Linked DNA regions of Homo sapiens: regions 1 and 3 are each linked to region 2. A link is a contact called in ENCODE Hi-C or POLR2A ChIA-PET data. All regions are on one chromosome and are shown on one strand. The core of a region is the stretch at or near the end of the contact, and the rest is flanking DNA. Distances in the headings are between cores, read along the strand shown. Region 1 has its middle 61 kb from the start of PPP1R17. Region 2 has its middle 92 kb from the start of PDE1C. Region 3 overlaps PDE1C (phosphodiesterase 1C).

Region 1 (3,212 bases), core at 713-3,212, 410 kb before region 2:
CTTTGAGAATGAGTCACTAGGAAAATGATAGTAGCAATAACAGAAATATAGACGTCAGGGAGAAGACTGTACAAGAGCTGCAGGAGAATATGGGAGTGACACTTACAGCACTCCAAGACACTCAGATGAAGAAGTCCAGCAAGTCATTAGGAGTGCAGGTACAGGACTGAGAGAGTGACAAGGACAAATGCATAGATTCAGAAAGTTCAAGGGGAATGGGCCTGTGGAAATATCACTGTGCTCTGGCAGTTTGGATATCTATCCAAAATAGTTGGATTCCATTGCTGACTTTCTATAAAAATCAAATATAAGTATATTTCAGCAGTAGAAACCGGATATGGTTCAGTGGGGGAAACCAGTTTTAAACATGAGAACACAGCTTCCTCTGAGACTTCAGGGAAGAATGAGAATGGTGTAGAGTCAGATATCCACAGAAGTAGGAAACACAAAAATTAGGGAATTTTTTTTTCCCACATGGACTATGCTGTCGACATGTCCTAATTGAGAGGACAGGGAAAAAAAGCCACAAGTTGGAGAAAGAGCCAACCATTTGGATTAACTGATGAGAGGTGGGGAAGATGCATTCAATGAGCAATGGTGCATGGAGGCCAGAGGTCCAAATGTGTGGGTGGTAATGTCAGCTCTTCTCCTAGAAAGGTAGGTAGGTCTTCTTCTAGAAATGCTTCATGACATGGGTTCAGTAGAGGACACAATCAATCCTGGCCTAAGAGGGAGAGGGAAACTCACAATCCTGAGTGTTGAGAAGAATCATGCCATTGCTGCTGGTCCTGAATTCTATGTTGGATGACAGGAGCATGGTTGAATATGAAAAACTTGTGATGCCAGGGAGCAGGCTCAACAAAGGGGCACACCAGAAAAGTCTGTGTGAACAACACAATGCATGGAAAAAATATATAGCAGTGCAATCAAAGGACCTCAATTGAACCTCCTTTCTACCTTTCCTCACTAGTTCTGCAAACTTTCTGAAAAATTTAACCCATTGGCTAATCAACAATAAGGACAGTAAGTCTTCCCACACAGGTTCATTATAAGAGTTAAAAAATATATTAGCATATATTAAAGTGCCAGGAACCTGGTGGGTTCTCAAAAATTATTACCTGGATTTTGAAACCGACTATGCTAGAGCAGTGTTCTATCATTTCAAATTTTTGCCCACTATGATTGTAATCACCTGATGAGTTCTTCCTACCTCCTGCACAGAAAAAAAAATCAGTCCACTGAGATCTCAGCATTGCAGTAGAGAAAGAGTTTAACTGACACAAGGCTGGCCTACACTGGAGAACTTACACTTACTTATCACTTACATCAGTCTCCCTGAAGGCTCCAGGGCTCTGAGTTGAGGAGATTTTATGGGCAAGTTGGTGGGCAGGGGTTAGGGAATGGGAGCTGCTGATTGGTTAGGGATGAGATCATAAGGGTGTGGAAAATGGCCCTCATGCACTGAGTCTGCCCCTGGGTGTGGTCACAGGGTCAGTTGAGTCAGGAGTCACAAGTCCAGGTGGAGTCAGTCTGCAAAACATCTCAAAAAAAAAAAAAAATCAGTCTTGGGTTCTACAACCCTCTGGCCATATAACTCCTGAGCAAGAAAGGATTATAAAAACTGTGCTTACATTTTAGCAGAGTTCAGGCTCCTCCCATAATCCTGTTCTTGTGGCCTTTCGTCAGTCTTACAAAGGCAGTTTTTGGTCCCTGAGCAAGGAAGGGATTAGTTTTAGGGAGGGACTATTCTTATCCTCCCTTTCAAGTTAAACTATAAACTAAATTCCTTCTGAAGTTAGCTTAGCCTACACCCAAGAATAACCAAGGGCAGCTTGGAGATCAGAAGCAAGAGGGAATCAACTATGTCAGATTTCTCTTACTGTCATAATTTTGCAAAGGCAGTTTCACAATCACATATATTTTTCTCTCTTGTTATATTTATTTAGTATCCTTTTACCTTTGTGTCTTACAAAAGTTTGGAATCTTTCTTTACCTAGTGAGTCATAAGAGATGCTGCTAAAAGGGCAATGACCATACATGCATTGTCTCCATAATGACTGATATCTAGACGAGATGGTTCTATAAGCTTGGCTCAGCTGAATCTCTTATTCAGGTGTACAAAACAAAGCATGCCAGTGAACATTCACAGAGAACCCAAGTTGAACATTATGAGTTAAAGATGCAGTTAAAATATGAACATGTGAAGTTAAAATATGCAGATGAGGAGAGTATTCCACAGTTATTATCACTTGTTATTCCCCAAAAGCAGCTTTTCATGTTCTGTGAATGTAACAAAAGTATAATGAATACTCATAAGTCTCCTAGATCAGTCTTAAAAATAAAACCACTAGCAAAGGCCTACTGTCACCATCTATGATGCAGGGCCTTCTCTTGCCTCAACTGGCCTTGCTGACGGCACTTGAGGCTACATCAGGGCCACGCTTGGAGGCCAAGTCATGAAGCCTTCACCCACTCCCACCCTCAGTCCCAGGGCATCCCCAGTTCCAACCTAATTTGACAAACTCTCAATAAATCAGCATGTTGTTCCAACAGAGATTTCTTTTAAATTGAAAATGGATCAAAGAGAATATAATTGATCATGTGAAATTGCAGCCAATGGGAAAACAAACTGAAAGCTTGCTGATGTACAAGTGGCCTTTCATCTAAGGAAGAGAGATTTGGATGAAAATCCTAGACTTAAAAAATAGTGGCTATCAACCATCTCTACCTTCTCCTTCTATCCTGCAGGGACAAGAAATCCTAACAGAGGGATGCTGGAGTGTCTGTTCTATTTCAAAAGCTTGGTGGCTGTGCTCATGATAAGGCTTAACTGGCTTGCAGAAGGAAAAGGTAGGAAGACAAGAGAATTTGCATTCTCTAAGCACCTATAAATGAAAGTCACTGCCCTACCTTTGTGAGGTTGATATTATAACTGAATGGAAAAAAAAATAAACAAGCAGAACTCCTGGGCAGGGTCAAGTGGGGTGGGCAGGAGAGGTGGTGGTGGAAGTGGAAAGGATATATTTATTGGGTTCTTTCCTTACGTGGATTGGTCTTGCCCTAAGGATTGGATTTTGTTTAAGGGAAACACTGCCATTTCAAATCTGCTATGGGTTTTTTGTGCTTATAGGAGTGTGACCCAGAGTCAATGCCCATTGTTTGTCAGGGTGAGCTCACATGTCTTGAAAATATGTGGTGCTGAAAAAATGTGG
Region 2 (3,285 bases), core at 786-3,285:
CAGGCAATCCAGGCAGTGGGTCCCTGCCACCCAGAAAAATTTGTATCTAATGCAAAATATGAATAAGAATAATGTGGGATGTGCTACCATGGGCCAGTGGTAGTGTCCAGACAGCACACGGATAGGAGGTTGGGCAGCCCAGTTGTGGAGGTATCCAAGAGAGCACAGAGCATCCTTGACATTGGGCTACACCCGTGATCTCACTGCCAATCTCCTCTACTCTACTGCTCCCACCCTCATAGCTTATTGGTGCTACCTTCACACATCAAATACTCTATTGAAAATCTCTTCCCTGTAAGTCTACAGGTTGTGTACAATGAAGTTATTGCTCATGCAACTGGAGACGAGAAGTGCATTTACCTCGCACCCCATACTGACCCCCAGGGGTAGTTTGGTCCAAGCTGATCTCAAATCTTCACACTTCCTTCAAAGGAAGGAACTTCCTTTGTTTAGAGTTTAGAGAGAACTTCAGGGATTCCCTGCATATTTTGGGTCTTTATGTGGGCTGGAACAGCAGTTCCTGTTGCTAATTAGGAAACATAGAGAAGTTTATCCACACTTCACATTGGCAGGGTGAGTTAGGTGGAAGCTCCAGAAAGAGTGTCCCGCTCCTCCTCCCAACCCAACAGCACTGAAAGCTTCCTGAGGGTTATTCTAGGATGAATAACTCACACTTTGTAAAATGTGCTGCTAAAATTTATTGTGGTTGAGGCATATGCTGAGGGGTTGAGGACACCTCAGATGAGCTACATTCCTGGGGGTGGAAGCCTGGATTTCTCAACGGCCCAAGAAGAATGTGCTCTGGTTGGAAAAAGGATGCATTCTCTAGGGGGAGTCAGCCCTAGAGACAAGCCCACTGGCTAGGAGCCAGGTGTGTCCATCAGCAGACCTTCTGTATGAAGGTCAACATTTGTGAACCTTTCTTGGACAATGAAAACAATCATATTTTGAGGATAATTACAATTTTATCCTTATGTTGTAGTTTCTTTAATCTCAATGCTTCCACAAAATCCCCTGTAAGGCAATAAAAGTACAAGATACTAAAGAAAATTGTGACTTGCCCCATGTTCCCTCCCACTAGAGCCCATAGGGAAGATACTGCATCAAATATAAAATTAAATATAGACAGACTGGCCCAGAATATCCAGGCCAGTAGCATTGGAGCTATGCCCCCCGTGCCAAGCTAGAAGTGATGCACCAGCAGAGAACTGCAGTGTGATGGGAGACTGTGGTCCTCCTAGAAGCAGATGTCAAGACAGGATTAGACATACAAGAAATGTATTGGAGTAAAATCTGTAAAAACAAATGAGTAAAAAGCTGAGCGAGGCTGAGAAAGCCATCAGACCTGGATGCAGGTCTGACTCCCAGTAAAAGAAAGTTGGGTGGCAGTGTCTGAGACTGTACTGCAGCTCTAAAAAAAGTTCAGCAAGGCCGTTAGTGAGTCTGAACACCAAAGTCACCATCAAAGGAGTTCCATGTCTCCCAGGAACAGCTGACCTTAGGGTCCCTGCCATGCTCAGTCATCGCCAATGGGTTCCAATGGGTTCCTCTGGGATGCACAGCTTTGGCCATCACAGGGATAAATTTCCCCACACACAAGCTAGGAGGCCATGCGTCAAGTTCACTTTCTGTGATCAGAGATATGAAAGGTATATTCTCATGGCCACCACAGAGATAAGCCCTCCCTTCCCAAACTACCAGTGAGAGGACCAACAAGAATGCAAGAGGAATGGTGTCTACCTCATATATACTTGGTCATTTTTTAACACTGGAAGATCTGTCTCTAAAAACTTACAAAGAGAGACCTAAATATTGCCTTTATGTGAAGCCAAGGTTGCAATAAAAACTTCTCTAGGCTTTAAAAATTCTCAGAATTCATTCTTTCATTTTTCCCCTTGGCAAATGATTTGGATTTGCAAAGACTAAAGGTGAAAAATAACTCCAGGAAGGCAACACTAAGTCAGGAGAGTAGGTGTCCCCAGAAGTTTCCAATGGGTGAGCAACACTCAGTAATAGAAAAATATGTGTGACCAGACTTCCTATGAGCTAATTGGGAATTTTAACCCATGACTCATCCCAGGGCGGGGCCGAAGCTCCAGGGGACGCTACCCCACACCATGCCATATCATCAGCCAGACTGCACATTTCCTGAAAGTAATCAAGTCAGAAACTGACATTTTGGCAGCAGCCCCTAGTGGAAAAATGACTGCCAAAAGCCAAAATGAGGATGAGTTCAACGATTTAATTCTGCATGGAAAACACAATCCATTAAATGGGATCTGACAAGGCCTTAATCTCATCCGTAGCTGAGGGTGTTGGCTCAATGCGATTCTGCTCTCTGGAACATATTCTTAGTAAGCTATCTATAGAATCTAGAAAGCCTTTGCCAAAGCCCAAATAAGTCCATCCTAAGTGGGAAGAGAAGCTCACCAAGCCCCCACTGACTCTGTAGGGAGTAAGCACATGATTCTTCCAAGTGCAAAATTATCAAAACCTGGCAACTCAACCTGTGTTGGGAGTCGCATGATTCAAAGCAAAGGAACTGAGATGGGCAATGCACTGAGTGGCTTCAGAATTTCCACCACTGCCCAAGGAGGTCAGGCCCACAGCCAGCATCACTCACAAAGCATCCATAGGGCTCATATTCCCTGGCTGGGGCCCACTGCATAATCCAGTCACAAAAGAAAGAGTTGGGGGTGTAGAGGATCAGTCTTCTCCCAAACAGGGTTTTAAAAACTGAAGTGAGAAAGAATTAGAGGCTGTCACCTTCTTTGGCCCACTTAATCCTAACAGCAGCCCCCAAAGCCCATTATTTTACTGTTTGCATGTGAAAAATGAGGAAAGAGAACAAAAGCATTACTCAAATCATGTAGTTTAAAAGATTGTTTGCAAATTCATACTTGTGGGATTCCAAAGCCCATGTCTCACCACTCTGAAGGTGGTGGTCCTCAGACTATTGCATCAGTTGGAGCTTGTTAGAAATGCAGATTCACAGGCTGCACCCCAGACCTACTGAATCAGGATCTGCATTTAACAGGATTCCCCAAGGAATTCATTTAGACATAAGGTTTGAGAAGCAGTGCCTTCAATGGCTTCTATCCAAAAAGGGTAGGTGGATTGAAAACATAAGTCTAGACTAGAAAAAGATTTAGTGCAATAGAATAGGGCCAGTCTTATAGGATATATAAAATATGTATCAAAATATAACTCAAACTATATATCCAAAGTGCACACTCAAATTAGTATAACCAATCACACCATATCTTTTTTCACCAACAACAAATC
Region 3 (3,431 bases), core at 181-2,680, 350 kb before region 2:
ATTATTACATGTGTTAAAATATTGTTCTCTGATTACATGTTATAAATGGTTAATTATAAAAATAATTGGAGAACATCGTGCTAAGCACTTTCTACATGTAGAAATCATTGACCACGGCCCTGTGGCATAATAGCTAGAACACGGTTCTGAGTAGATTACCTGGTCGCACCAGGCAGGCAAGAGAATGAATATGTACAAAGAGAACTTAAAACAGCATCTAGTGTGCAGTCAATACATGCTATTTGTTGTTATTCTCTTCACTGTTTTTACTATCATGAGTATTACTGAAGGTTCCATGAGGCCTGTGCTGTGAATAGGTATTACTATATACATTGTGTAGAAACAGTAGAAGGTTAAGTAGCCTGGCCAAGGACACTGAAAAGGGAGAAGCACAGCTTGACTTGAATCTAGGTCTGTTGACTGCTAAATTACCTTGCTATTCAGCCACAACCTGTCAATTGCAAGCTCTGGAGACTCAGAACTTCCTGCCTGCCCCTAAACAAGGAAACCAAATCAAAGCCCTGTGTACTTGCTCATCTTGTTCTCTCCACTCAGAAGTATCTTTAGCCCATCTGACCAGCCAGCTTCAGCATTCAAAACCCCCTCTTGAAGCCTACTCTGACATTTACCCCATTTTATAATCCCCAGTCCCCAAAAAGCTAATGTGTTTTTCTCTGCACATGTTCCTCGGGCATTTTATCTGCCATGTCACTACTTTCACTTGCACATTTCACTAGAAATATTTGGAGGATGTCTCTATCACCTTTGATATTTTGGGCTTCTTGTGGCCTTTCCATTTCTAAATCCCTAGTGCTAAGCATGGTGCTTGGCACGTAGTTGTTAATCGATATTTGTTGCATTAAATATAAGAAATCAATAACTATATGCACACTATGGTGACCAGCTTACCCCAGTTTGCCTGGAGCTCTTCTGTTTTTAAAACAGAAAGCTCTGTGTCTCCCAGTCCCAGGTAAACTGAAACAGCTGGTCCCCCTAAAGTACACACTTGTACACACACAGATATACAGATATCTATTACAGGAAAAGGCTCAGGCAAACCTGAGGTCTGGCCCTCATAGAGCGATGGTATATATGGGAAAATGACTTTCCATTTACCCACTTTACACTCAGGAATGTGCTGGGGTTGATCATGGTAATTTTCCCCCAGCTGGCAGGCAGGCAGGCACTGGCTAGAGTCTCCAGGGCAGCTGGAAATGGCCAGAAAGGTATCAATCTCCCTGAAGAGGATGGCACAGGTGAGCTGGTAGCTGCTTCTGCTGGAATCCTGCAGCCCAATGAGGTGGGATCAGAAGGAACTGGATGAGCAGGGAAGCCTTGCCCTGTGAGCTGACCCCATCAGTAGGGTTGTTCACCAGTTTCCATTCATTATGTCATTAATGCCGCGAAAAGAGCCCTTCACCAGTGTAAGTCTACTCACCATTCTGTTGCTGTTCTCCTGATGACTTCTCGGCTTTGGAGTTTTTCCCACGAGGGTTGTCACTTTTGTTTGCCCGTGTTCCATTGACTTGATTCTTAGTTTCTCCAGACGTCTTTTTCTCAGCTTTGCCAGATGCGCCTTCTTCAGCCTGGCTTTTGGCTTCCATTTCCTTTTGCTGCTCCTCTGCGGCCAGGCGAGCCTTTTCCTCTGCTTCCTTCTTGGCCTTCTCCTCTGCATCCATGGCAAGTTGGGAAAGCCACAGAAAAGAGAAAAAGAGGTCATGCCGTTAGGAGAATGGCCTGTTTTAGTACACAAAGAGTATCTAAGGTGTTTACTGAGTGTTTGGGTACATTTTTGCTTAATTCATCAGATTGGCATGTATACTTAGGAAACGAATAAAATAGGTTCATAATGATGTCATTCTGAAAACAGTTAGAGGAGAGGTCAGGGAGAAAATAATAAGGATAATAATTAATAAACCAATATTATAATTGTATTATTAATATCACCGTTATTAATAGCTTCTATTGAACGTGTTCGCTCTGCCAAGTATTATGCTGAGTGTTTTTTGGGGATTATTTATTTTCATCCTCAAAACAACCTTACAGCAGCTACTATTACTGTGACTCAATTTGACAAATGTGGAAATCAAGGCTGAGAGACATCATAAAACTTTCCCATAGCCACAGTAAAAACTGCAGCTTCATGTGGGCTTGCTTAAGACCTAGAGTTTAAACACAAACAATTGATTACAAAACAAAAAGGGAAAATATCCAACACTAGAGCAATTGAAGACAAACACACTGAGGACACTGTTTGTTAATTTAAAACAAGGAAGGGGATAATTGAGCCTTATGAAAAAAACATGGTCTTCAAACTGTCCACAAGATGAGAGGTAGCCTTTAGTTTGGCCAGGTACCTGGTCTGTGTCTTTCCTTTTAATGAAAAGATGCTAGCATTATTTCTAATCCAGTTGATTATAAAAGGGCTTGGCTCTGTGCTTAGTCAAAACCACCGCAGAAATGCGTAGGTTAAGTATTTATGAAAAGATTGGTTCACTCATCCAACTCATATTTATTGAGCAGTTGTAGCGTTAAGCACTGTTTTAGGTACGAGGAATACAGCAGCAAGCAAGTGGATTTATAAAGAGGAGATCATAATTAAGTAAACAAATGACTAAGATACTTGCAGTTTATAAAAAGCGCTTTGCAGAAAACCAAGCAGAGTAATATGCTGGAATATAATCAGCATAGGGGAGGGAAATTGCAGTAGACAAGGAGGTGGAGAAGGAAGGCCTCCTTGACAAGGTGACATTTAACCAAGTCCTAAATGATGAAGAGCTGGCCATGCAATAATCTGGACAAATAGTATCTCAGTCAGAGGAACTAGAAAATGCAAAGGCCATGAGGTAGAAATGAGCTTGGTATGCTCAAAGAACATTGAGTATGGTTAAAGTAAATTTGACAAGGGCTTAGTGATAGATGACGTGGTCAAATGACCAAGGACAAGCAGGGTTCAGATCATGCAGGGCTTTGGAGGCAATGAGGTGGCATTGCATTATGGAGAATAACCTACACAGAAGACACATAACAGAGCCCAATCCTCCAAGGTTCTAGAGACTCATCCCATGCAGCGCTTAATTCACTGCCAAGGTCTTCTAGCCTGTGCCATCAACTTCCACTGGGAAAAGTATTATTACATTTTTCTCTACATGTGTTTTAAAATGCTCCACACATCATTATCAGGTGTTTACTTTATTTCTTTTGTGTTAGCCTTGGTCCTAGAAAAAAGCTAATGCTCATAAATAATCCATTTGTTTTTAATCTAATGGACACCAGAGTGACTATGCATCTATCATGTTTCCCTTTGTTTTAGTTGCTAAAGAGCTCAAAGCCCAAATTTGGTCCAGATTCACACGTTCACGAGGCTTTATGACATGTATTTTGTGAAAGTCTATGATATCTTGTTTAGTCTACTTCTCCTGACTTTATAT

What was found. Hi-C counts contacts between places; a loop is a spot of excess contacts on that map. ChIA-PET counts read pairs that join two places held with the same protein, here RNA polymerase II (POLR2A). Pooled maps may share reads with other maps.
Region 1: a loop to region 2 is called in a map of mammary epithelial cell, with 3 times the contacts of the local background. The contact joins two enhancer-like sites. A Hi-C loop is called at or near these places in 16 of 168 maps with a recorded cell type or tissue (Caco-2, Calu3, HCT116 and 11 more), 3 of 37 single-sample maps with no recorded cell type and 14 of 50 pooled maps. POLR2A ChIA-PET finds 5 or more read pairs at or near these places in 1 of 52 experiments (A673).
Region 3: a loop to region 2 is called in a map of PC-3, with 14 times the contacts of the local background. The contact joins two enhancer-like sites. A Hi-C loop is called at or near these places in 9 of 168 maps with a recorded cell type or tissue (Caco-2, Calu3, MCF 10A and 5 more), 1 of 37 single-sample maps with no recorded cell type and 5 of 50 pooled maps. POLR2A ChIA-PET finds 5 or more read pairs at or near these places in 1 of 52 experiments (PC-3).

What each region holds. Positions count from the first base shown.
Region 1 is chr7:31,746,314-31,749,525 of GRCh38, forward strand. It overlaps a transcript of PDE1C not described here. Among named protein-coding and RNA genes, the nearest start is that of PPP1R17, 61 kb to the left of the region's middle. Within about 2 kb of position 1,963, at least 2 of the 41 ENCODE cell types and tissues checked have a DNase peak (open chromatin) inside an H3K27ac peak, as active enhancers do; they include PC-3 and mammary epithelial cell, where a contact is called at or near this core.
Region 2 is chr7:32,161,161-32,164,445 of GRCh38, forward strand. It overlaps a transcript of PDE1C not described here. Among named protein-coding and RNA genes, the nearest start is that of PDE1C, 92 kb to the left of the region's middle. RefSeq lists an enhancer at 1,445-2,644. Within about 2 kb of position 2,036, at least 13 of the 41 ENCODE cell types and tissues checked have a DNase peak (open chromatin) inside an H3K27ac peak, as active enhancers do; they include PC-3, endothelial cell of umbilical vein and mammary epithelial cell, where a contact is called at or near this core.
Region 3 is chr7:31,814,486-31,817,916 of GRCh38, forward strand. It overlaps PDE1C (phosphodiesterase 1C), which reads right to left. Exons shown (of 18, transcript NM_001191057.4): 15 at 1,439-1,669. Among named protein-coding and RNA genes, the nearest start is that of PPP1R17, 130 kb to the left of the region's middle. Within about 2 kb of position 1,431, at least 2 of the 41 ENCODE cell types and tissues checked have a DNase peak (open chromatin) inside an H3K27ac peak, as active enhancers do; they include PC-3 and endothelial cell of umbilical vein, where a contact is called at or near this core.